Linked DNA regions of Mus musculus: all the other regions are linked to region 1. The links are chromatin loops, found by intact Hi-C in ENCODE. Cell type or tissue: heart. All regions are shown on one strand.

Region 1 (8,000 bases):
CTTCCATGTTTGGAGCTTTGGAAACTGCTGGGAGGTGGGAGGTGGGGGGAGGGAGGAACAGAGCGGCCTCTTTGCTCTCCTGCCCTTCCTCTTTTGTCCCTCTCTTTTCCTGTCTCCTGGATAGCTGTGGCTCCTGACATCATGTTGCTAGGCACCCAGGTCACATCCCTTCACTTTATCTTCTAACACAGCAGCCACAGGACCCTGTAAGTTAACTTTTGTCCCTTCTTACTAAAGAAAAGTGACATCCTCATGGAAGAGTCATTTGCTTATACAGACCTAGAGGGGACTCACTCAGTGAAGCAAAGCAGGTGCCAGTGGGAGAGTGAACCTGTTTCCCAAATACCCCCTGCTTCCATGGAAGTTCAGCTTGCACCTCTGCATGGTGACTGGAATTTTGAGCTGTGATGTGCCAGTGCTGTGCCTGGGTGCTGGGAAGAAAGTTGAACCTGCCCTCCTAGAGTCTGTTTCTATTTAAGGTGGAGAGCTTTGGCTATTTTTAACAGTATGTAGAATTCAGACACTACAACATAACTCAGCCCTGCATGGAGACAGCAAATGCCTGAGTGGCTTCCAGGCAACCATGCGAACCCCCGGACCTTGAGATTTTTCCTTCTGGCTTATTTTTTTCAACTGAGAGATAGATAAAGGAAGCAGTTTAATGAACAGAATTCTATTCAGAAAGAAAAAGAAAAATAGGCGGCTTTTTTTTTTTCTATGTGTCTTTCAGTCTAAATTTGTTAGGACTCTCCAGATAGAACTATAAAGGGAAAACCAGCTATTTCCGTGAGCACTCTTTCAGCTGAAGAAAATAATGAAATTAAAACAATTGGTGGTTGTTCATTAGTCTTGCAAATAGGAATTCGTGACATTTTGTGAAAGGGTACAGAACACATAAGTCAGCTGGTTTTTTAAATTGTTTAAAATTTCCAAGTATTCCTGCCAAGAAAAAAGAATTGGGGTGGGGGTGGAGGGTTTCTTGACTTTTAGGTATAGACAGGCAGACTGTTCACCAAGCTCCTTAAGATAGGGGAAGGGTGGTGTATTGTCACTTACGATGGATGAGAACAAAAGCATGTGGCACTTTACAGTGAGCAGACCTCCTGTATCCTCTAATATCAATATCTCCAGAATTAATAAGCTCATCTCCATAAAAACAATTTTGTTAGCAAAGGGAATTCCAGGGAAGAATAATGGGCTTTGTGTTTGTTGTCTGTTGCCTTCACACACTTGATATTATGTGGTACAGAAATAAATCCACTCAACACTCCCGGGGGAAAAAAAGTAGGCATTTCCATCCATAGATAAAAATAAGCAAAGCCAATGAGAGAATGCTATTCATCCAAATATACAGATGATGTTGGTCAGTTCAGCACAGTAAACTATCATTGTATTCAGGGCCTAAATAATACAAGCCCAAGTGGCCAACATCCTCTACCCCAGCATCTTCAGGAACGTCTGAGTCACTGGTGACTGGCAAGAGCAACATCAAGTTACTTTTACTTTGGCTTCTCTCCTCCTGGCTGCTGCCACTGCTGGCTCCTCCTGTTCCATCTCTTCCTCTTCTTCTGTCTCCTTCCTCTTCTTATACTTTTTGAGACAGGGTCTCAAAAACCAGACCAGGCTAGCCTCAAAGACACAGAGCTCTGTCTGCCTCTGCCTCTGCCTCTGCCTCTGCCTCTGCCTCTGCCTCTGCCTCTGCCTCTGCCTCTGCCTCTGCCTCTGCCTCTGCCTCTGCCTCTGCCTCTGCCTCTGCCTCTGCCTCTGCCTCTGCCTCTGCCTCTGCCTCTGCCTCTGCCTCTGCCTCTGCCTCTGCCTCTGCCTCTGCCTCTGCCTCTGCCTCTGCCTCTGCCTCCCAGGTGAATTAAGGGCATGGCCACCAGGCCCAACAGCTGTTTTCACACAGATTAAGCTTTTTAATAGATGCTAATGGTTAGTAAATTGTTTTGATTAGTTAATAATTAATCTGTGTTACACAGTTTTAGTTTAGGGATCATACTTAAATATAGATAAATAAGTAGTTAAATCATACTGCAGAGAGCTTATTTTGCAACCAAGGAAGTTGTTATTTTTCTAAAAGCTTTCTCTGATAAAGGTTCCAATATTCTCTCCAACGTTCCCCTTTCCTGTTGCCTTTTGAGTTTCCCTGGTTTCCAGTAGTTCTTGAAATTTGGGCAGTCGGTACAACTTGTTTCTTGGTCTAACTCTGACATTTTCTGACAAGCTTTGGTCAGTTGGGGAAGCAAGGCAGTAATCAGTGACCTCCAGCATGCTATGGACTGAGAGCAGCAACCCTCAAGCTGGGCATGTGCAGGAATGTCCTGGTGTCTGGGTGATTCTCTCAGTTTCAGTGACTAGTGATTGTAGCCTTCAGGCAGGTTTGTTCAGTTAGGAGAGAACAAGGGTTATTTGAATATGAGGCTAAGAGTTAACATGTACTCACTCTAGTATGTGGCATGTATTACCATAACAAAATCCAGTCTTGTCCCAGCAATGCCATGCGAAAATGAAAATCTAAAAAAAAAAAAAAGTAAAACAGGTTAAATGTAATCTGTCAACATTGTGACATTATTTACAAATGTAAAAAATTGAACGTCCCTCGGAGCTCTTGACTCTAGCTGCATATGTATCAAAAGATGGCCTAGTCGGCCATCACTGGAAAGAGAGGCCCATTGGACACGCAAACTTTATATGCCCCAGTACAGGGGAACGCCAGGGCCAAAAAGTGGGAGTGGGTGGGTAGGGGAGTGGGGGGGGGTATGGGGGACTTTTGGGATAGCATTGGAAATGTAATTGAGGAAAATACGTAATAAAAAAATTTTAAAAAAATTAAAAATTGAACGTCATCTGAAGTTTTGAAAAGCTGGTTGTCTTTCAGCAGGTTGTATTCCTGTATTCTGTTGCCTGGCATCAACTCTGGAGTCCCCATACCTGTCACAGCCAGAACTGTGCTGGGGGGAAGTACTTATCTCTGGTTTTTGTTTTTGTTTTTTGTTTTTTGTTTTTTGTTTTTTGTTTGTTTTTGCACAACCTGGCAAAACTATGGAGCGTAGAAATGTGTGTAGATTCCTGCATAGGATAGGCCTGGTGTGTGATAAATAATGCTTAGAATCATTTTATCATAGTATCTCCTCCCAATAGAAAACCCTGAGAATAACTATTCAATTACTAATTGTGGAATCTGTTTAGCAACTAGGAAAACATTATGTAATTTCGACAAAAATACACTCAACCATGCATATGCAGTTAATATAATTTTACTAAGCATACATGGAAGAATGAAAGGACCACCATGGTACACAGTGTTATTCTTTGAGAATAGAAGAGTGCACCTTTTAAAGGAAATAAAAGTCCCTGTTTCTTAAAGGAGAAATTCCTTAATAGGAATACAACCAGCCTTCACAGTCCTAGATAACTAACCATTCTGTTTGTTCAAAGAAAACGCCATTTTGTATCTATTTAAAGAGAAGACTGCAAGCCCTTATCTTGGGTTCATGTTAGTTACCACCATTGTTTCCTTCATCAGCAATGGCTGGCAGCACTCAAACACCCCCTGGTGGCAGCATGCCCAAAGTGCTGTGTAGCAGGTGAAGGGAAAAGATAAGTCTAAGGACCAAGTGGTAAATACTCAAAACTGAAAAAAGTCAGCTTGAATCTGTGCTCATTTATATTAGGTTCCATGTGTCAGGCATCATGAAACTATCATTAATGTACATCATTACCAATGAAAATATGCTAGAATAAAACCTGATGCACAGATGTGTGTCTACCCGTGGCTCCTTGTTCCTGGATCTTCTAATTGGTAGGATCGGTTTGATTCAGTATGACCACAATGCTCCACCCAGCCCAAATCTCATCATAGAGTTAAGTGATTCTAGATGCTTTAAGTCTGGCTGTGTTCTCTTGCTGACCAGACACAGCATTGCATGGAGAAGGCGCTGCGATGATAAGACTGCAGCAGGGGGTGGAATCGTTGGAGAAGGGGAAGCGTCAGATAGCCCTGTGATCAGGCATCAGAGCTTGAGTGAGTCTAATGGCGCTTTTCCTGTCCACTCTAGCCCTTTGAAGGAGAGGCAGGGCAGTATTAGATGGAATTATTTTCCATCTTTCACCCAGAAAGTCAGAGCCAACTAGACTTGGGTGTTTTAATTCTCCCAGGCTGCTTAGATTCTGATAAAACCCTCCAAGTTTACCCTAGAGATCAACAGAGAAAAATCCAACTCTTCTGAGCTTCCTGATGAGGGGTTAGACAAAGCTTATGGATATAAACTAGTTGCTCATGAACTTCCTGGCTTACCCTCAAGCTGCATATTTGTAGATCTGATCCCACACAGCCCGCAGAAACTTTGAGAACTAGCTAAGTGGTCAGTCAGCTCTCCAGGTCCCAACAGGAAAGCTCTAGCTAGCAATGCAAAGGTGCTGAAAATTAAATCAGTCTAAAAACCATAGTTGCCAGCAGCATTGGCTGGATCTTTTGACCTGACCTGAACTGAACCATGTCTACTAAAGCCAAAATATTAACTGTTTTCATGTTTCTGAGTAAAGCCTAGAATCCCATCACATAACCATTCAACAGTTTTCCCATATGAAGAACCAGGCAAAGAGAGCTCAGCTTGCCTAAGAGACAGCAGATGTCAGCCTGCATGCTAGAGGTTCCTGAGTTAAGTGACAAAGACCTCCCTGCAGCTTTTACATGCACACACCAAAAAACAACTCCAAACATCAAGACTAACGGAGGAACAAAAGTCTCAGAAGCTGCATCTTAAGAAGAACATCTCTCGATGTCATTTATTTCCAGCTGATTCAGTTTTTCACTACAAAAGTAACCCCAAAACACAGTCTTAGATGCAGCCAAATACTTCTAAGTTGTTCATGTGGGGATTTTATAACTGAGAAATACAGTAACTGAAAAGTTAAACAATCAACCGATGGGTGAACAGAAGATTGAAAGTAAGAAAAGTCAGTGACTCCAAGATAAATAGAAAATGCTCTGTCTGGAAAACAGAGAGAGTAAAGAGAGAGAACCTGAGAAGCCCATGGGACAGTAGCAAAAAGCTCTCACACCGCAAAAGAGGCAAGAAGTGGAGAAGACTCAAGAGTAACTCCCCGGCTTGTGCACTTGGACACGAGATGGGGTAGACAATGTGAGGCTTCAGAGGGGAACAAAGGGACTCTAACTGGAAAAGTCTGGCTTTGTCTACCAAGAGTTGAGAAGTGAAAACTTGCCAGTTGAGAGAAGTTCCAAGGCTGGAGATACTGACTTGGAAATCATTGCTTGTCACTGGAACTTTGGAAACAGAAAGGGGAATAGAAAGGTTAGGCTCCAGTGCCTCGGGGAAACAATAGTACATAAATCTTACTGTGGCTGTAGAGGAATGTGACGTGTATTTATGACCTGGTGTGATAGTGCACGCCTTTAATCCCAGCACTCAGAAGGCAGAGGCAGGTGGGTCTCTGCGAGTTCAAGACCAGCCTGGTCTGTGTAACACGTTCCAGAACAGCTAGGGTTATGATGATGATGATGATGTTGATGATAATAATGATGATGATGATGTTGATGATGATGGTGATGATGATGATGATGATGTAATTATTTTATTTACTTATATCCCAACTGTGGCCCCCTCCTGGTCCCCCCTTGAAGAGTTCTTCCCCTCACCCCCTCCTCTTCACCTCTGAGGGGATGCCCTCCCTAGATATCCCCCCACCCCTGGAGCATCAAGTCTCCACAGGATTAGGTGCATCCTCTCCCACTGAGGTCAGGCAAGGCAGCCTTCTGCTACATAGGTGCCAGAGGCTTTGGACCAGCCTGTGTTTGCTTTTTGGTTGGGAGTGGCCCTATCTTTAAAAAGGGGGGTGGGGAAGGGAAAAGTGTGTTTCTCGTTCTGACATAGTTCAGTGAAAGTCAAACAGCCCCCATCCTGTGTGCTTGCCAAGTGGTTTCCATTCAGTGTGGCTGGGAAGGCAGGTGACAATCACCCTCCATTGTCCCCAGTCCAAATGCAAGGGAAGCTATAAAATGCAACCTTCTTATGTACTCAGGAAGAGGGAAGGATATGACAGATATAAAGTGTGTTTGTCACAGGGACTAAACACACATGCTCCAAGAGCCTCTGCTTAGTTTCTTCTGCTCCAATGCTCTATGTCTCTCAGTGGTGCTTCTCTGTAATACCATTCCTGAGGAATACAAATGTCATGTAAAATGTGGGAGCTCTTGGGATGACCCTTATTCACAGCTGTGAACATCTGCAGGGTCTTCCCTTCATGATGTCCATGGTACTTTCCCAACTCAGATGTAAATAACATGAAGCAATGGGTCATTCTTCCAGCAGCTCTATTTCTCTGTGTGACTCTTTATTTAGTATACAAATTATGTATTTCAAAGAATGGAAATAGGAATCAAACCAACTTGGAACCATCCGCTATATTCCTGCTACTAATTATCAAGTGCCAACTATCTTCTAGCAATGGTGGCGCAGTGTAAAAAGAGCAAAGTCTCTGTCCTTGCAGAGCTAACACATGACAAAATACCAGGCAGCGAGGAGCACACATGGAAGAATAAAACAAGCCTGGTGGGGATTGTTAGTACTGTGTTAGGAGGATGATCCAGAGTAAGCCAGGCAGAGGAATCGGGCAGGCCAGAGAGCCTGCGGTTGGAACAGATTCAGGAAGACCAAGTTGGCGAGAGGGAAATGTGTCAAGCAGCAAGACTGGAGAGGCAGATGATGTGGAGTTTCAACTTGGTCCAGGTTTGACTAGATGTTATTGAGCAGAAAATTGATGGGATCTTGTTCATGTTGCTAAAAATCACTGAACTGACGGAGGGTTGAATATCAGGGGCAAGGGTGAAGTCAGGCAAGGCAGAGCCTTTGGAAGGCCCCAGTAGTAATTCAAGGCAGAAACATGTAGACAGGAAAAAGTCCAGAGCCTGCCTGGGAGGAGTCCTAATCCACAGGGATGCCCATGATCCAGGACACTTATAATAACATACCCAGAGAGCTGGCGTATTAGGTACGAACATATGTTGCTGCTGGAGTGTGGGCAGAAGGAAACACCTAAAGGCCAAGGAGCGTCAGAGCCATCACTGAGAGAGGCTAGGATGTGAGGAGACAGCCTGGGAACCCTCTAAGAGAGAGGGCACTAGGATGTGAGGAGACAGCCTGGGAACCCTCTGAGAGAGAGGGCACTAGGATGTGAGGAGACAGCCTGGGAACCCTCTAAGAGAGAGGGCACTAGGATGTGAGGAGACAGCCTGGGAACCCTCTGAGAGAGAGAGCACTAGGATGTGAGGAGACAGCCTGGGAACCCTCTGAGAGAGAGGGCACTAGGATGTGAGGAGACAGCCTGGGAACCCTCTGAGAGAGAAAACAGGAAGGCGCAGGACAGAAACAGCTTACTCTTTGGTACATTTTGTCAAACATGGTATTTTCTTTTGGCAGCTTAACAGAAGAAAAGAGTATCATATTAAAGGAATTTGAGAAGATACCTAAGCCAGGAGTAAGTATTAGAGTTTATTAAATTCAGCTGTATTCAAAAATCCCTTTAAAAATAATAGCACACCCTGAGACATTTGAAGCACCAATAATCCAGATGCCACGAGGAAGATGGACATCCTTGTGAGCAGGCCCAAGCCAGGCATGCTATAGGCTTTCTGTGCTGGTGTCTACACTAGGCTGTGCTTAGTCACAAAGCAGTACCTGCTTTGTTTCTAGAAGAAAATAAGTTTCTGTGCCTGTCACTTAAGAACATCTCTTCTGTTGTTACTGCACTCAGAATGTCCTGAGCTTCTCAGACCTGGTTCATAAAGACAACACATCACTGTCACACCATGACCAAGGCAACATGGAAAAGAAAGTATATAATTTAGAGCCCATGATTACACGGGTCAGTAGAGGCTTTCGTGGCAAAAGGCAGGCAGGCAGGCGTGGCACTGCAGCAGTAGCTGAGACCTTATGTGGACCCAAAACAGCAAGGCAGGCAGACATACATGGAGAGACACA
Region 2 (8,000 bases), 55 kb after region 1:
ACTGTGTTCCACGGAGTTAATATGTTCCACGGAGGGCCTGTGCTCCGCACAGAGAACATGCTCCAAAGAGAGCCTGTGCTCCAGGGAAAGACTGTGCTCCACAGGGAGACTGTGCTCCACGGAAAGACTGCGCTCCAGGGAAAGACAGTGCTCCACGGAAAGACTGTGCTCCACGGAAAGACAGTGCTCCACAGAAAGACTGTGTTCCACAGAGTTAATACGTTCAACGGAGGGCCTGTGCTCCGCATAGAGAACATGCTCCACGGGGAGCCTGCGCTCCAGGGAAAGACTGTGCTTGGGAAGGGGCATAGGGATTCCCCTCTGCACAGCACCACCCACCTCACAGGCAAAGGTAATGAATATTCATTCTTGTGTCTCCAGGCTTCTGTATCTGCTCGGAGCCATAGCCTCCCCTCAGAGGCTGGCATTCCCTGCCCTCTGTCTTCTTTCCTTCCTTTTCCTTCCCCTTCTTCCCACTCCTGCCCTCTCTTGCCCTACTCAGCAAGACATTTTCTTTCTTTCTTTTTTAATGCCAAAGAGACCTCTGTGTGGTGACAACTGCTGAGAACTGTACAGGAGCACAATAAATGCATAAATCTTCCACCTTAGTGGGTTCTCTGTGACCTCAGCAGCAAGACACAATGCCACTGTATTTCAGTTCAGCCTCTTGAGGGAGATAGTTCATTGGGCTTTTTAAACAGTTTTCTTCTATAAAACCCTGTGTACTTTTGTGCTCTTTAACTTTCCTGTAATGCCTGTAAGTTACTGTAAATGAATGCCTGGCACAACCCTCATATAATGCTAACACACGGGAGGCTAAGGCAGGAGGGTCAGGAACTCAGGGTCAGGTCCCTGTCAGACACAGTGAGCTCAAGGGGGCTACTTGAGACATGGTTCTTGTCTCAAACAAATAGTCAGAATAAAATATAAAATTAAATAAACTTAAAGGATGTAATAGTTCCTCACCTGTGTGAACATCTTAGCCCCGCCTTACTTGGGTATGCATTTGTGTTCTACTGTTTCTTTCCATGTAATAATTTCCACGTGTCATGAAACTTTTTACACTAGCTTTAATGACTGGATGCATTTTGTGAAAAGTACTAAAGTTGATATTTTTTCTTTGTCCCACATGTTTCTTTGACCGTTGTTAATAGCCCTACACACACGTATGCACAGGTCCACAGGTCCATGCCTGTGCACACACAGGTCTGACAGACAAGTCTGCATGAGTGTCAGCCACTGGGATAGTGTCCTGTCATTCAGGAATGTCGTTGTAAAGGGGGATAGAGGGGAATGGGCTGGCTACAGCCACAACTTTTCAGTCAGATTCAGTTCCCAGAAGTGGAACTGGTTGGGTCTCATACGTTCACAAGATACCACCAAAATACTTGGAACGTTTTCAGATGTATGAACCTTGTTAATATCATAACTTCAGGACAAAATTGTTGTCAATTTGATAGTCAAAAAACAAAACCAGATGGGTATGGCTCAGTGGGTGAAAGTAGGTCCTGCAAGTCTAAAGACCTGAAGTCAGGTCCCAAGAACCCATGTAAAAGCTACAAGCAGGGGCGTGTGTCTGGAACTGCAGAATGTAAGCACTCATGTGTTCTTTATTACAGGTTATAATTGCATGCTTATTCCTGTGACTGATGCCTGCTTGCTGCTGGATACCCAGGCCAACAGTCCTGGCAGCACCCATTGGTGAATAGTTAGCAGAAAAGACCATCAGAATGAAGCTGTCCTTCCTACTGTCTCTGAGGACCACTGCCTGGCAGCACTCTGAAGCCCACAGACTACTTACCAAGCCCATGAGCAGCCTCTGGTGCCGGTCTTCCTCTTGTAAGAATGGTATTAATCTTGGCTCTGAAATTGAACAGTCAAGGGAAGGGTTGTGTTCAGGAAGTAGGCTAAAGCCATACAAGCCAGTTCTCGACTTGAGCCCCTTAAACCTCAAGGGGCCTAGCCGTAGGGATGGCAGGCCTCGGGGTATGGCTATGTGGCTCCCTTCTACCTCCTGAGCCCATAGTGAGTGGCCATGAAAGCGACTGAGCTGGTGGACAGTCAACTGCTAGGGAAGACAGTGCTGATGGGTACAAGTCATCAGACTGAAAGGACAAACAGTTAAACCAAATGTCACTTTCCCCACTCTGACTGATCCTGCCCTAACAAGACAGAAGGGGCAGGCTAGCAGGCAGGGCTTCCCAGAGCTCCCCTAACAACTGTCCCACTGGGTTCTTCTCTCAGAATCTCTAAGGTCCCGGAGCAGGTAGGAAGGCAGAACCCACAGGCTGATGCTTCCTCTTGAAAAGGCATGGGTGCTCTAAGGCCCTTCAAGATAAACACTTTCTCCACCCTGTTTAATTAACCCTGTGGATTAGGATGGGAGAACTCAGAATATGCATTTAACAACCTTAATTTGCAGTGTTCAGTTTTAGGCAATGACAACATTCCTCATGGGAATCAAAGCACAAGACAGAAAGGAAAAGTTTTAACGAGCCCTGAGATGCCTAGCGCCACACAGAGCTTCGAAACATCCCCTAGGCAGCAAGAAAACCTCCCACAACTGTCAGCCACAGCAGGAAGATGACCCTGTCTGGTAGGGTATAGTCCCTGCCTACAGGCAAGGATGGTCTGGTAAACACACCCTCTTCAGGCTGAGGCCAGTTCCCCGTGGAGATAAATCACCTTCATGGTTCACTGGGCTGTGTATACAGCTGCTGAGCATGCTGTTATGCCCTTTCCAAATTAAATTTTCATTAGGGTCCCCACACATATGAAAAACATCCAAGCCCATAAAACAGGAGTAGATAAAAACAGTTTCCATAATGAAGACTGGCCTTCATGAAGCATAATCACAAAGGCCTGGACCTGGGTATATTCACTGTTCTCCCTCAGTTATCACAGAGTAAACCCTCCTTGCTGTCAAGACTTAATTTAGCTAATCCTGGCCTTGGAAGGCCTCCCGAGACTCCCTCTATCCTCCACGAAGGGGAGGGGTCTGGCCTAGGCCTCTTGTCCCCTACACACTAGACCCTGACTACATATTCTCTAATGGCTCCTTCTGTCCATACTCTCCCCTCAAGCTAGCCCCAAGGACAATGTTGGCATGTGACAGCTAGCTTATGGTTGGCATGTGACAGCTAGCTCTAGACTCTAAGGAGGTGTCCACGCCACTGAACGATACTGCTTATCCAATGGCCCATCTTTGCTCCCCTAGGACCACACCCAGGGTATGACCTGATGGGAACTAAATAGAAGGCCCATCAGAGACTTGTGTGAGCACAGCTGGAGAGAAAGCAGCTCCTGCCAAGTATACCCTGTGGGTACAGCCAGCAGCCATGCTAATTAGATCAGCTGTGAGAGGAGAAGACCCAGAGACTCCTTCAGCAAAAACATACTTGGCTGCTGACCCTGGAGGTCCCAGTGCTAAGACAGACAGTAACAGAGCTATGTGGTCGTCCTGACAGGGTGAACTAAGAGCTGTTGCCATCCACTACTCTCCACTGTACTGCTGGGAATGATTTTCTTGCCAACCCATTGGTTAGGAAGAACAAGGTTGCGACCGAGATCCGACTTTAACACAGGTCTTTTCTTACCCAGTGTCCTCGTTTCCATGCTAGCAATCACCCTGCAAAGAAATTCTGTGTTATCTCCAACAGAAGCATCACTTTAAAAACTTCAAGCCACAGCACCATGCAGATGTTTCCCCTCTAAAGCCCCAAAAACCATGCAGAAACCATTCTCTGGCTACCTGAAAACTCAAAAACTTTAATCAGTGTACTGAAAGGAACATTAAGCAATTACGAATCTCAAAGCCCTTTAGAGCCAACAACAGCAATTATTTAGAAAAATTGCAGCTGTCAGTTATTGGAAATAACGAAGGCTAAAAACAGAACAGAGGCCGGACTGAGGCCTGCACTTTTAGTTCTCTGAGATGACTCATCTACCCAGAGAATATGCTTTCAAAATAAGAGCAAGTTCCACCAACCCAGCCCACCAACAATTAAAGCAAATCAAACTACTATGTCTTTCATTGCCAGTACTCACTTATAAAAGCCGACTTTACCATTATCCATCATAAGTGGTCCTCTATAGGGTGTGTGCCTATAGAAGTGTCTCCCTCTAGACACTCCAGCACCCAGTGGTCTACAGGAAGCCAAGGACAGCAGTTCCTTGAGAGTTGACCACACAGGCAGCCAGCCAGGTCCATGATAGCCAGATCATACTTACTTCATTGCGTTTTCAAGAATGTTCCTCACGTACATTGTGGATCTCCTTTTGCCCGTTCTCTAGGGGTGAGAACACGTCAGGATAATGGAAGGTGAGATTTTCCTGGATAGCTTTTTTTTATTAACAGCAAGAACAAATAGCAATCTATTAAAGGGTTTAAAAATAATATCATTTTCCATGTTAAGGAGAGCACATTTTTTTAAATTAAACTTTATTCTCAAAGAACTCTATGCAACAGTAGTACAGGGGTCCCTTGGACCCTTCATCCTCTCTCCATTAATGCTTCTATCTGATATAGCTGCACTACAATATCAAAATCAGGAAGTGGATATGCACAGTATGTGTCTAGTTCTATGCCACTCTGCCATGTGTGTAGATTTACGTACTACAGTGTACACTCATTGCTCTTCGACTATAAATGAGCCACATTTGCCTTCCTCCCCCTACTCCAATTTCCTCCTCTAAGAACAAACAGTATAGAGCAGTCCTCCCTGCCCACTGGGTTGTCAGTGAGGTGATGCGGGTGGTGACAGAGGACTGCGTGGCCACCATGGGCCAGCCTCCACTGCTAGCTGTGTGCTCACCTCTTCAGAGATCAGGTTATGCCATTCCCTCCTCACGACGCTGTTGTGATAGTGCAAGTGAGGTTTTGTATACTTAATGTACTCAAGGTTGGAGTTCAGCTTTGCCCAGTACCCCTTCAAGCCGTAGACCTGGAGACAAAAAAAAAAAAAAAAAAAAAAAAAAAGCATTAACTTGAACAGCAGGCACTGTCTGCCGTCCTGCAGCAGGGACCACATGCCTCACTCCATGCCTCTTGGGTGTTGGCATTTCCGAGCAACTCCATCTTTCACAGAACAGGGACACCCACGAGAAGTTGCAAATTGAGAGCCTAGCCTCTCCTCTTTTCTCTTCCCATTTACAATAGAGAGAACTACAATTCACTTCCCAAAACTAAGGACTTCCAAGTTGGTTGGCTCAGCAGGAAGCCATTTCCTCCCTGGAGAGCGATTCTCCTGGCCTGGGTGGTGTCACCACACTGTGTCCCGTCAGAAATGTACTTGTAACTCAGAACAACTGGAACAGGCTGGCTTCCCTTCTAGGCTTATTCACTTCCAAAACCCAGGAATCAAAATGATAACATAAACTCATTTCACAATAATTGTTAAATTCTCTCAAAAAACAGAATTAGTTGGCTTTTAAATCTTTGAATTATTAGTGACTGAAGAATATAACCACTTTTGAAATAATAAAACTCTATACTACTGTATATTTAATGTTGAAGGATATCATGATGATGTCTGTAGCTATGGGAGTCTGGTGAGTGCCATCATGGTGATGTCTGTAGATATGCGGGTCTGGTGAGTGCCATCATGGTGATGTCTGTAGATATGCGGGTCTGGTGAGTGCCATCATGGTGATGTCTGTAGCTATGGGAATCTGGTGAGTGCCATCATGGTGATGTCTGTAGATATGGGGGTCTGGTGAGTGCCATCATGGTGATGTCTGTAGATATGGGGGTCTGGTGAGTGCCATCATGGTGATGTCTGTAGATATGGGGGTCTGGTGAGTGCCATCATGATGATGTCTGTAGCTATGGGGGTCTGGTGAGTGCCATCATGGTGATGTCTGTAGATATGTGGGTCTGGTGAGTGCCATCATGGTGATGTCTATAGATATGGGAGTCTGGTGAGTGCCATCATGGTGATGTCTGTAGCTATGGGGGTCTGGTGAGTGCCATCATGGTGATGTCTGTAGATATGCGGGTCTGGTGAGCGCCATCATGGTGATGTCTGTAGATATGGGGGTCTGGTGAGCGCTATCATGGTGATGTCTGTAGATATGGGGGTCTGGTGAGTGCCATCATGGTGATGTCTGTAGCTATGGGGGTCTGGTGAGTGCCATCATGGTGATGTCTGTAGCTATGCGGGTCTGGTGAGCGCCATCATGGTGATATCTGTAGATATGGGAGTCTGGTGAGTGCCATCATGGTGATGTCTGTAGATATGCGGGTCTGGTGAGTGCCATCATGGTGATGTCTGTAGATATGTGGGTCTGGTGAGTGCCATCATGATGATGTCTGTAGCTATGGGGGTCTGGTGAGTGCCATCATGGTGATGTCTGTAGATATGCGGGTCTGGTGAGTGCCATCATGGTGATGTCTGTAGATATGCGGGTCTGGTGAGTGCCATCATGGTGATGTCTGTAGCTATGGGGGTCTGGTGAGTGCCATCATGGTAATGTCTGTAGATATGTGGGTCTGGTGAGTGCCATCATGATGTCTGTAGATATGGGGGTCTGGTGAGTGCCATCATGGTGATGTCTGTAGATATGGGAGTCTGGTGAGCGCCATCATGGTGATGTCTGTAGATATGGGGGTCTGGTGAGCGCCATCATGGTGATGTCTGTAGATATGGGAGTCTGGTGAGCGCCATCATGGTGATGTCTGTAGATATGGGGGTCTGGTGAGCGCCATCATGGTGATGTCTGTAGATATGGGAGTCTGGTGAGCGCCATCATGGTGATGTCTGTAGATATGCGGGTCTGGTGAGTGCTGAGATTTCCTGGGATTTCCAGCTTCCTGTGTTCTAGAACAAGAGGCTGAACGGGGCTCATGGACAGCCGCAGATGTGGAAACAGTTTTCTGAGAGAAGGAAGCAAGCCAGAGCTGGGAGAAGAGTCGGGAACTCAATGGCAAACGCTATAGGGAGCACTGGGACTTTATATCCTGGTCTATGAGGCCATTTATGTAGCACAGGCTGTCTCATGTGTGCCCTGTTTTATGTCCACCTTGGCAACAGTGGTCTTCTCTCCATTGTACTCTCCTGCCTCACTGGGATCAAGCAGTTTTTAATAATACAGTCTTACCAAGATAAATATATTTATAAATAATTGTCCAGGGCTAGCTACATCTGGCCTGACAGCTGTTGCTTACTGAGGTGACAGTCTTAATAGGATGCACTAAGACAGCTTATGCTCAAAGGGTCCCATATATCCCCTCAAAACAGACGCTGTTGCCTTTGTTAGTGGTTACCCTCCAGAACATGGAGAAAGCAAGCCAGTGCAGACCTGGAAACGTCAATTCCTACTGGCTGACCAAATCATCTGTGTGCACTGGCCAGCTTCCATAGTGTCAGAAGGTGCTACACATACTAGTAGGGGATAAAGTACTCACCAGTGAACCCAGCCATCTAACTCATCTACATACACCCCCACCACTCAGGGGTCATCCCAGAAGAGTGGGCAGAAAGGCTGAAAGAGCAAGCGGGGGTGGAGAACTACTGTAAACTCTGTTTTCCAAACAGGACAGGGCCTGTGCACACATGACCTCATAGCAGCTGTGAATGAGTGCACAGAACTTGCACAAGACCAAGTCAGCAGATCCCAGCATGGAGGAGGGAGGGGCTTATAAGCGCTATCAGCAATCCCTAGTGGCTGGACAAGGGAGTCTGTTTGCTCCAGGGATGCAGCCCCTGTGAGGCTGCCCATATTGCTGTGGATGGGCCAATAGATGAACAATTTGGCAGCACTGAGACGATTCAGTCAGTGAGTTTTAAAGAACCACGTGGAGTTGGGAGGGCAGTGGCTGAGGATGGGGAGGAGGTGGAGAGGAGGGAGGATGGGGAGGAGGTGGAGATGAGGGAGGATGGGGAGGAGGAGGAGATGAGGGAGGATGGGGAGGAAGTGGAGATGAGGGAGGATGGGGAGGAGGTGGAGATGAGGGAGGATGGGGAGGAGGAGGAGATGAGGGAGGATGGGGAGGAGGAGGA
Region 3 (8,000 bases), 320 kb before region 1:
GCCTCTCACACAGTGGGCGCGGGGAAAAACTGGGAGAGGCAAGGAGATTCCCGGAACTGGAGCTAAGAAGGAGCAGGATGGGGAAGCTTGAAGTCAATTTAGGGTAACTAGAGAGAGAAGGGTAGGTTAGAGAAGACCGAAGGGTGCCGGTGGCTAAAACCAAGCCCAGGTGGGGATGACAAAGGAAGGGGACGGGGGAAAGTGACAATCTGCAGGGGGCGCAAAGAGCACAGGGCCTGGGTTGGAATCTCCAAGTGTCAACTACTAAATTCTATTATGGAAGAGCGTCTTGAGCAAGAAGTGAGTGGTGAGCCACTTGAAGACAAAAGACTTGAGGGGTTCTGGGTGTAGGCTTCGCCCCGCCTCGTTGTTAGCAGGAGGGAAGAAGAGTCACCTGCCTCTACACACAGCTTCACAACACACCTTTTTAGAGATCGCCACCAAGCAAAACCTGAGGTCTTGGTTTCAACAAAGAAATGAATTTCGGGGCCAACTTGTATGAAGCAAAGCTGGCTTCATTAAACGCAGGAACAAAGGTGCTCCAGTAGAGAGAGTAGAACACACCTGGTCAGACAATTGCGGGCTTCTGAAGGGAGAGTCGACCTTAAGTGTTGTCTTCACAATGCTGACATCAGTATTTTTTCTTGTGACTTTCAAGGTTACATTTCTAAATGTTGCCAAGAAACTACTACCCCTTTTCTTTTTCTTTCTTAATTTCTTTATTCACTTACTTCCCGATTGCAGCCCACCCCTCTCCTCCCCTCCCAGTCCCTTACAAGCCCCTCCCCCACTACCCCCTTCCCCCTATCAGAGGAGAAGGGAAAACCCTCCTTGGGTACCACCCCAGAGTCCCAGAAGGATAAACATTCCCCTTTTATTAACATCACCCAAAGAGTATAGTCTGTAACAAAGTTAGATTAAAAACCGAAGTTTCTTTTTCTCTCAGTAACTAACATATAGTGCATTTATGAACAGCTTCATTTAGTTCTGGGAGTGGGGAGGCCAGGAATTCAAGATAATGTGTCATTTTGACCTTATGTAAGCAGAGCCTAATTACTGGCCTCGACATCCTTGGTTGAAGTGTCTGGAGATACAGCACCCAGCCTCAAGTGAGCACAGTTGAAGTCCATTAGGTTCTTACCCGCAGACTTAAAGTCCTTTCTGAGCAGTGAAAGTAGATCAGTTCTGAAGGAGCAGGGTTTCCTCCTCTACCTCCGCCTCCAGTCCCCTCCAGTCCCCTCCAGTCCCCTCATTCTGCCCTGCCTCGGGAGGACAGTATGGTATTGAAAACCAGGTTTTGTACTCCTGGGGGCAGGGAGCTGAGAAATCACTGGTGACTCCCATTTATCTGTATGTTATGTTACGCGGTGTATGTTATGTGGTGATACAGCGGGAGTTCTGAAATGGGGCGAATGAGGGAGTTCTAAGGGAGAGAGAAGAGTGCCATTCAACCTCCAGGGCAATTGGGCACAACACTTCCTTTTAGGATGGCTTTTCCCCGTGATTTTATCCAGATGATCCCTTCAGTCACCTCTGCTCACACATTAACAGCAGGGGCAAGACAGGTTTTGGGCACACTCATTCACTTTCCCTCAGACCATTAAGGTGACTTCTATTCTGCCAGGTCTCTCTGTACTTTGTACTTGTTGCAGTTATCTATGCATGTTTGACCTCTTCTGAACATTGCCTGTGTGTTCTAAGTAAACCTAGTTGTCCATCCACAACACTGTTTCCCTACAAACCTGTGTACACTCTGATAAAGGAAAAACCCAAACCAAAGCCTACCCATGCCAGTGGTTTGTAATGGTTTGTAAACTCTTACTTGCCAGGGAGACTGAGGCTGAAGCTTGCTTGAGCCCAGGCATAGGGATGGTAAGACTCAAAAATAAAAAACACAACCAAAAAATAAGCAAAATAAAACCTCAACACCAAACCAAACCAAACCAAAACCACAACACTTGCCTGATCTACTAAGCTTATTGAATCTGCTGATTGATATTTAATTTTCATTGGTTTTGGAACCAATTACTTAAATCTATTGTTATTTTTACCCAATTCTTTTCTATTATAGGAATCCAATCATGAATATAATAAAATTCTACCCTTGTCCTCTGTTTTAGCTTTTGTCCAGCTACCTCTTTTTTGTCTTCTGGATGATATTTTGGATATTTTTCATTGACTTATTTAGTGGATTGCTAACTTTACTAATTCTGCTTTTTGTTACATCTCATCCCATCTGTTGAATACAATAAGTGAAATCTTAATTGTAGATAATGTATTTTTCAGTCTTGGAATGCCCATTGATTCCTTTTAATGCATTCCACTTATTAAAATTATAAAGATACTTTTTCATCTATTTTGCTATAATCTCCTGTTTTCAAACATGTTAATGATTGTTTTGTAAAAATCACTCTCTGGAAAGCTGGTCACACATGTCTATAATCCCAGTTCTTGGGGAGCTAGGACAAGAGGCTTGCTTTGAGGCCAGGCTGGGCCACATGTTGAGTTCAAGACACTTGGTAAGCCTGAATAAAACAAAAACAAGAAGAAACACAGGTTCCTTCAACATCTGGATAATTTTTGGGTCTGTTGTCTGTTGTTTCTTTTCTTCCAGTAATTACCTCTACACACTGAGTGATTTTTTTTTGTTGGCTATCAAGTAAAAGAGAACAGTAGACATTCTCCACAATGCATTCTTCAGCAGAGAAAGTCCTCCCTTTCCTCACTCTAGAGGGAAGAGCTGAGCTCGATCCAGGCGGATGAAGCTGGCTGCTGCTCTGCTGTGCTGCAGGAGTCCTCCCCTTTTCCTGTGAATCTCTCTTAGAGTTGTGCCAGCTGGCTCCCAGCTTCCTTCATGAACACCCTAGACCCAAACATATTTGTTACTGAGCAAGTGATCACAAAAGCTGGCTGGTTTTCTTTCTACTAGTGGCAGACTATCCTCTGCCTGGACCCAGTCTTCATTTTAGACCCAGAGCTGGGAATGAGAGCTGAGCTTTGTCAGTTCGCTGAGGAAGAGTCTTCCTCCCATGGAATTTTGACCACTCTCCAGTGTCTTACTCTATGTAGGATGCGTCCACCCACGTAGAGGCCGGTGATCAAGACTGGCTCCTTAGTAAGTCACTCTCCTGAAAGTTGTTCTCTGACTTCCACACATGCACACACAGTAAATAAATGAGTTTGTCAATCTACAAATAAATAAATGTTAAAAGCATAAAAATAAAAAAGTAATATTATTCTGTCAGGAAATACTCTTTCTCTGTCTCTTTCTCAGATCATGTGATTGCACTTACATCGAGCTAGCCTTCCCCATCACTAGAATCTAATAAGATGTTCTTGCCGTCTAAGAATATTGCCTACATAAAAGATATGAACATAAAAAGTTGTAGCATCTTTTCAAAAGATCTTGGAACTAAGTATTTTAAAATATTTTTGGAGGTATGTGTTTCATGTGTATGAGGGTCTCTTTGTTCTTTGATGCCAGACTGGTTAGTCCTTGAGTTTCAGGGAGCCTCCTGTCTCTAATCCCCCAACCCAGGGCTGCTGGGATTATAGGTGTGTGCTCTTGAACCTGGCATTATGTGGGTCCTGGGGATTCAAACTCAGGTCTTCAAGTTTGTGAGGTAAGTGCTTTACCCAGTGAGCTATCTCCTCAATTCAGAGTTAGATATTTTTACATGTTTGTTTTATATTTTAAATATATGAAGTAAATGGTTGGATACTTAGAAAACTGGGCAAGAAATGTTTACTCTATGTAAATCATTTTATGGTTCAAGAACTATGTGTTTTAGAAACTCCAGACTAAAGAAATATGTAATGGCAACACCAAAAGGCTGTACCCACAAGGAATTATGGGAAACATAAGTACTGATGCTTACTTCTGATTCAGTATAGTCATCTCTCAGAATGCAGGCACTGTGCATCCTGTGTGAATATCTCACTCTCTGTCCTTTGGAGGTATTTCTGAAAGGCACTTATATTTTTAAACAAATTATTAAAGTAGGAGCCCATGCAATGATGCTCAGTTGGTAGGATTTGGGGACATCAAAAAAATAGATGTGTATATGTATTTCTCTAGCTTTCTACTTGGTAGAACTGGGTACATTACCTACTAACACACATGCCTGCTCCAGAGAGATCAAAGATGAGCTATGTATTCATGGATTCAGTGACCACAAAATTGTTAAACAAAGAAACCTAGCAATTGTATCAGTAAGAAACTACACTTCCAACTGTGAGGTTGATTTCAGTTTAATGTCTAGGAAAATGATAGCAGTGTGCAAAGCTGGGTCTTCCCAGCAGAGGGCGAGCTTCAGTCACAAATCATGACTTGAATTATACATATATATGCATATATATGTATATGAAGTCTATATTGCTTATATTTTAAGATTCAGTTGTCAATTTGTACTTGAAAATGCATTTATTTATAAGTCACACAGATTCTGTTATTGGTTATTTGCTTTAAGGGCAGGTATCTGTCAGAGGTGCAAAAAAGAGGCACAGTGATTTGCACTTTCTTTCAAGCTATATAAGAGGTTCAGAAAGGAAATTGCAATACGGCTAGGCACCTTCACTCATATTAAGGCAGGATGAGGCAACCCAGTAGGAGGGAAAGGGTCCCCAAGGCAGGCAAAAGCATCAGAAACAGCCCTTGGTCCTTCTATAAGGAGTCCCACAAAACCACCAAGCTACACAAATATAACATACATGCAGAAGGCCTAGATTAGACCTATGCAGGCTCCCTGATTGTTGGTTCAGTCTCAATGAACCCCCATGAGTCCAGTTTTGTTGATTCTGTGGGTTTTCTTGTGGTGTCCTACACAACTTGGTATGCCTTGTTTGGTTGATATCAAACCTTGGGAAGCTGACATTTTCTGAAGGGAAACAGAAGAGGATGGGGGGTGGGGGTGGGGATGGGGATGGAGGAGATTGGGGCAGAGGGAGGGAGGGGCAACTTTGATTGGGATGTATGAGAGAATAAATTAATTTAAAAAGAAAAAGAAAAGGAAACTGCTTGAGCCTGAAGACCAGCCTGGGGAGCATGGTAACGGCTGCCTCAGTATAAACATTTTCCATAGTTACGAGAACCAGGAATTTGTATGTAGCAAGGGACAGTTTGCAGAGTTGGGAGAGGAGGGCTGCTTTGCTAACTTATTTTGCTGGACCTTTGGGTAAAGCTTATGGTTTCTTGGGTGTGGGGGACAACACTTTGCAGCCCAGCCAGTCAGTTCCCAGATGTAGTTCTAAGAGAAACCAACACAGAAGATAGAAAGCTGCCAACTCATTATTTCACCAAGAGTTACTTTATCTAGGGATTAGCCACATAGGATGATCTGTTTCTCCATTGGTGATGCAGTCTGTCAGGTATTCTGGTCTCTCACATCCATCCCAGTGGCTGCTGCTTCTCACTTGTGATGTAAATCATCCAGTCTGAGCTAAGCAAGGCACTGTTCCCGTAGTCCCAGCAACTTGGGAGAGGCAGGAGGGTTGCTCTGTCTGGTTATTCAGACCAGCCTGGATAACACAGCCAGACTCTGGCTCAAATAGACACTCCCCTCTCCAGTGCTGGTCCCAAGGGGTGTTTTCTACTCCCCAAGGTAGCTGCTACATGGCCAAGCCAGTTGGATGCCTTTAATAAGCTCAAGAATGTTCCATATATAAAGCCATTAAAGTTAAAAAGTGGTACCATCTGTTTAAATTTTGACAAGACATAGCTGATTTACTTTCAAATGTTCATTATTGAAATATCAAGTAAAGCACACCAGAAAGCAGTGCTGCGCTAGCTCCGTCTCCACCTCACTTGGGCTTGTTTCATGGGGTTTGGGGAAGGAACAGGAAAAGCTTTGAACAGTGTTTAGATTTCTAGAACTGTGATTCTCACAGGACACTTTTTCTTATTAAAGAAACCTCTTCTTTCCTTTCCTTTCCTTTCCTTTCCTTTCCTTTCCTTTCCTTTCCTTTCCTTTCCTTTCCTTTCCTTTCCTTTCCTTTCCTTTCCTTTCTCCTTCTCCTTCTCCTCCCTCTTCTCCTCCCTCTTCTCCTCCCTCTTCTCCTCCCTCTTCTCCTCCCTCTTCTCCTCCCTCTTCTCCTCCCTCTTCTCCTCCCTCTTCTTCTCCCTCTTCTTCTCCCTCTTCTTCTCCCTCTTCTTCTCCCTCTTCTTCTCCCTCTTCTTCTCCCTCTTCTCCTCCCTCTTCTCCTCCCTCTTCTCCTCCCTCTTCTCCTCCCTCTTCTCCTCCCTCTTCTCCTCCCTCTTCTCCTCCCTCTTCTCCTCCCTCTTCTCCTCCCTCTTCTTCTCCCCTCCCCTCCCCTCCCCTCCCCTCCCCTCCCCTCCCCTCCCCTCCCCTCCCCTCCCCTCCCCTCCCCTCCCCTCCTCTCCTCTCCTCTTCTCTTCTCTTCTCTTCTCTTCTCTTCTCTTCTTTCCAAAAGGTGTAGACATCTAAGACATCTATACTGTTTGTTCTATTGTCTGCTTAAAAGATATATTCTATTGTCTGTTTAAAAGAACAAAACATTTCCAAATAGATATGTGCTTTCTACATATCCAATTCTGTAGAAACCCACCCAAGGCATCAAGAACCAAGGCAACTCCCTTTTATACACAACAGGCGCTTTTGTCTGCTGAGTGGTCTCCCCTGCTCTTCTCTTTGCTCAGAAAGAAACTATTGAGGAGTTAGCTCTGTGGTCCTTGCTTAGCATCTCCAAGGCCCTGGGTTCCATCCTTAGCACTTCAAAGCAAGCCAACAGAAAATGCTTGTTTATTCCCTATTCACCCTGTCTCATTGGCTGTGTGCAGTTCACTCAATGTGTATAGCAAGCAGCAAGCTGTGTCATTTTGTCCATTAGGATCAAATGAACAGTGATATTTCCTTGAAAAATAAACTTTACAATATTGCTAGCTCCATCTTGTCATTTTGGAGACTCATCTCAATTTAACTAGGCTTTTGCAGGTAAGGTTTTGGCAAAGAAGCTTTTTGATCCGGAGAGCTTGGAAATACAAGGCAACATGCACTTTCTAGTACTCCAACCCCTCCCTCCCTCCCTCCCTCCCTCCCTCCCTCCCTCCCTCCCTCCCTCCTTTCTTTCTTTCTTTCTTTCTTTCTTTCTTTCTTTCTTTCTTTCTTTCTTTCTTTCTTTCGACAGGTTGCTCTGCGTAACAGCCCTGTAGATCAGGTTGGTCTTGAACTCACAGAGATACCTGCCTCTGCCAGTCCAGTGCATGGAACAGGTATATGCCACCACACCTGTACCCCCATCCCCCAAATTTCTTAATTCCCATAAAACTTAGCTCCAGTAACTCACTAACTCCCAGACTGCTGTGTACATGCGAATTTCTCAAGGAGCTTGCTAAAAATACAAAGCCCTAGGTAGTAGCATCCCGAGAAAGCAGGTTGCCATCCAAATACTTCTAGAGTAAATGCCTTCTAAACACCAGATTTTGAAGGAGGGCATGGGCTGAGGAGTAGGGAAAGTAGAAGCCTCTGGGCTCTGTAGACCCACACAACAAAGTGCCAGAGACAACAGGGCCTTTTTCAGCAGAGCCATTCAGGGAGCGGATGTATGGAAGGATCTAGCGCTATTATTAAGTCCATTGATGCGTTTTTGGTAATAGCCACCTTTTAAAATCTAGCTTGCAGCTGTGGTAGGAACCAAGGGTGTCTTTCTTTTTTTTTAAATTAATCATCCCATTTGTTTACTTCTCAAATGATATCACTCTTCCCTGATACCCCTCCACAAACCCCCTTCACATCTGCCCTCTTCCCCTCCCCTTTGCCTCTATGAGGGTGCTCCCTCATCCACCCACCCACTCCAGCCCCACCACTACAGCATCTCCCTACACTGTGGCATCAAACCTCCACAGGACAAAGGGCCTTCCCTCCTATTGCTCTCAGGCAAGGCCATCCTCTGCTACATATGTGTCTGGAACCATGGGTCCCTCCCCTCCTTGGTTGATCTAGTCCTTGGGATCACTGGGTGGTCTGGCCAGCCGACATTGTTCT

The links. Peaks named below come from ENCODE experiments on the same cell type or tissue, not always from the same donor. Only the 100,000 strongest peaks of a DNase experiment are listed, where the experiment ranks them.
Region 2: a loop joins it to region 1, with 4 times the contacts of the local background. A loop is called at or near these places in 8 of 42 quality-filtered maps.
Region 3: it touches region 1 in a loop (2.0-fold over the local background); 4 of 42 quality-filtered maps call a loop at or near these places.

The regions. Positions count from the first base shown.
Region 1 is chr5:21,322,241-21,330,240 of GRCm38, reverse strand. It overlaps Ccdc146 (coiled-coil domain containing 146), which reads left to right. Exons shown (of 19, transcript NM_029195.1): 5 at 7,440-7,497. Among named protein-coding and RNA genes, the nearest start is that of Fgl2, 46 kb to the left of the region's middle. RefSeq lists an enhancer at 1-1,087. In heart, a CTCF peak has its summit at 3,549 (motif pointing left); a DNase peak (open chromatin) is centred at 410; H3K4me3 peaks cover 661 bases; H3K27ac peaks cover 3,599 bases.
Region 2 is chr5:21,266,845-21,274,844 of GRCm38, reverse strand. Gsap (gamma-secretase activating protein) reads right to left here. Exons shown (of 31, transcript NM_175437.3): 20 at 4,815-4,943; 21 at 4,231-4,289; 22 at 3,597-3,628; 23 at 1,802-1,863. Among named protein-coding and RNA genes, the nearest start is that of Gsap, 85 kb to the right of the region's middle. In heart, a CTCF peak has its summit at 7,666; DNase peaks (open chromatin) are centred at 3,344, 3,904, 5,234 and 7,604.
Region 3 is chr5:21,637,446-21,645,445 of GRCm38, reverse strand. All of the region lies in intron 1 of Fbxl13 (F-box and leucine-rich repeat protein 13), which reads left to right. Among named protein-coding and RNA genes, the nearest start is that of Fbxl13, 4.2 kb to the left of the region's middle. In heart, CTCF peaks have their summits at 215 (motif pointing right) and 4,300 (motif pointing right); no DNase peak of the experiment used is centred here; H3K4me3 peaks cover 526 bases.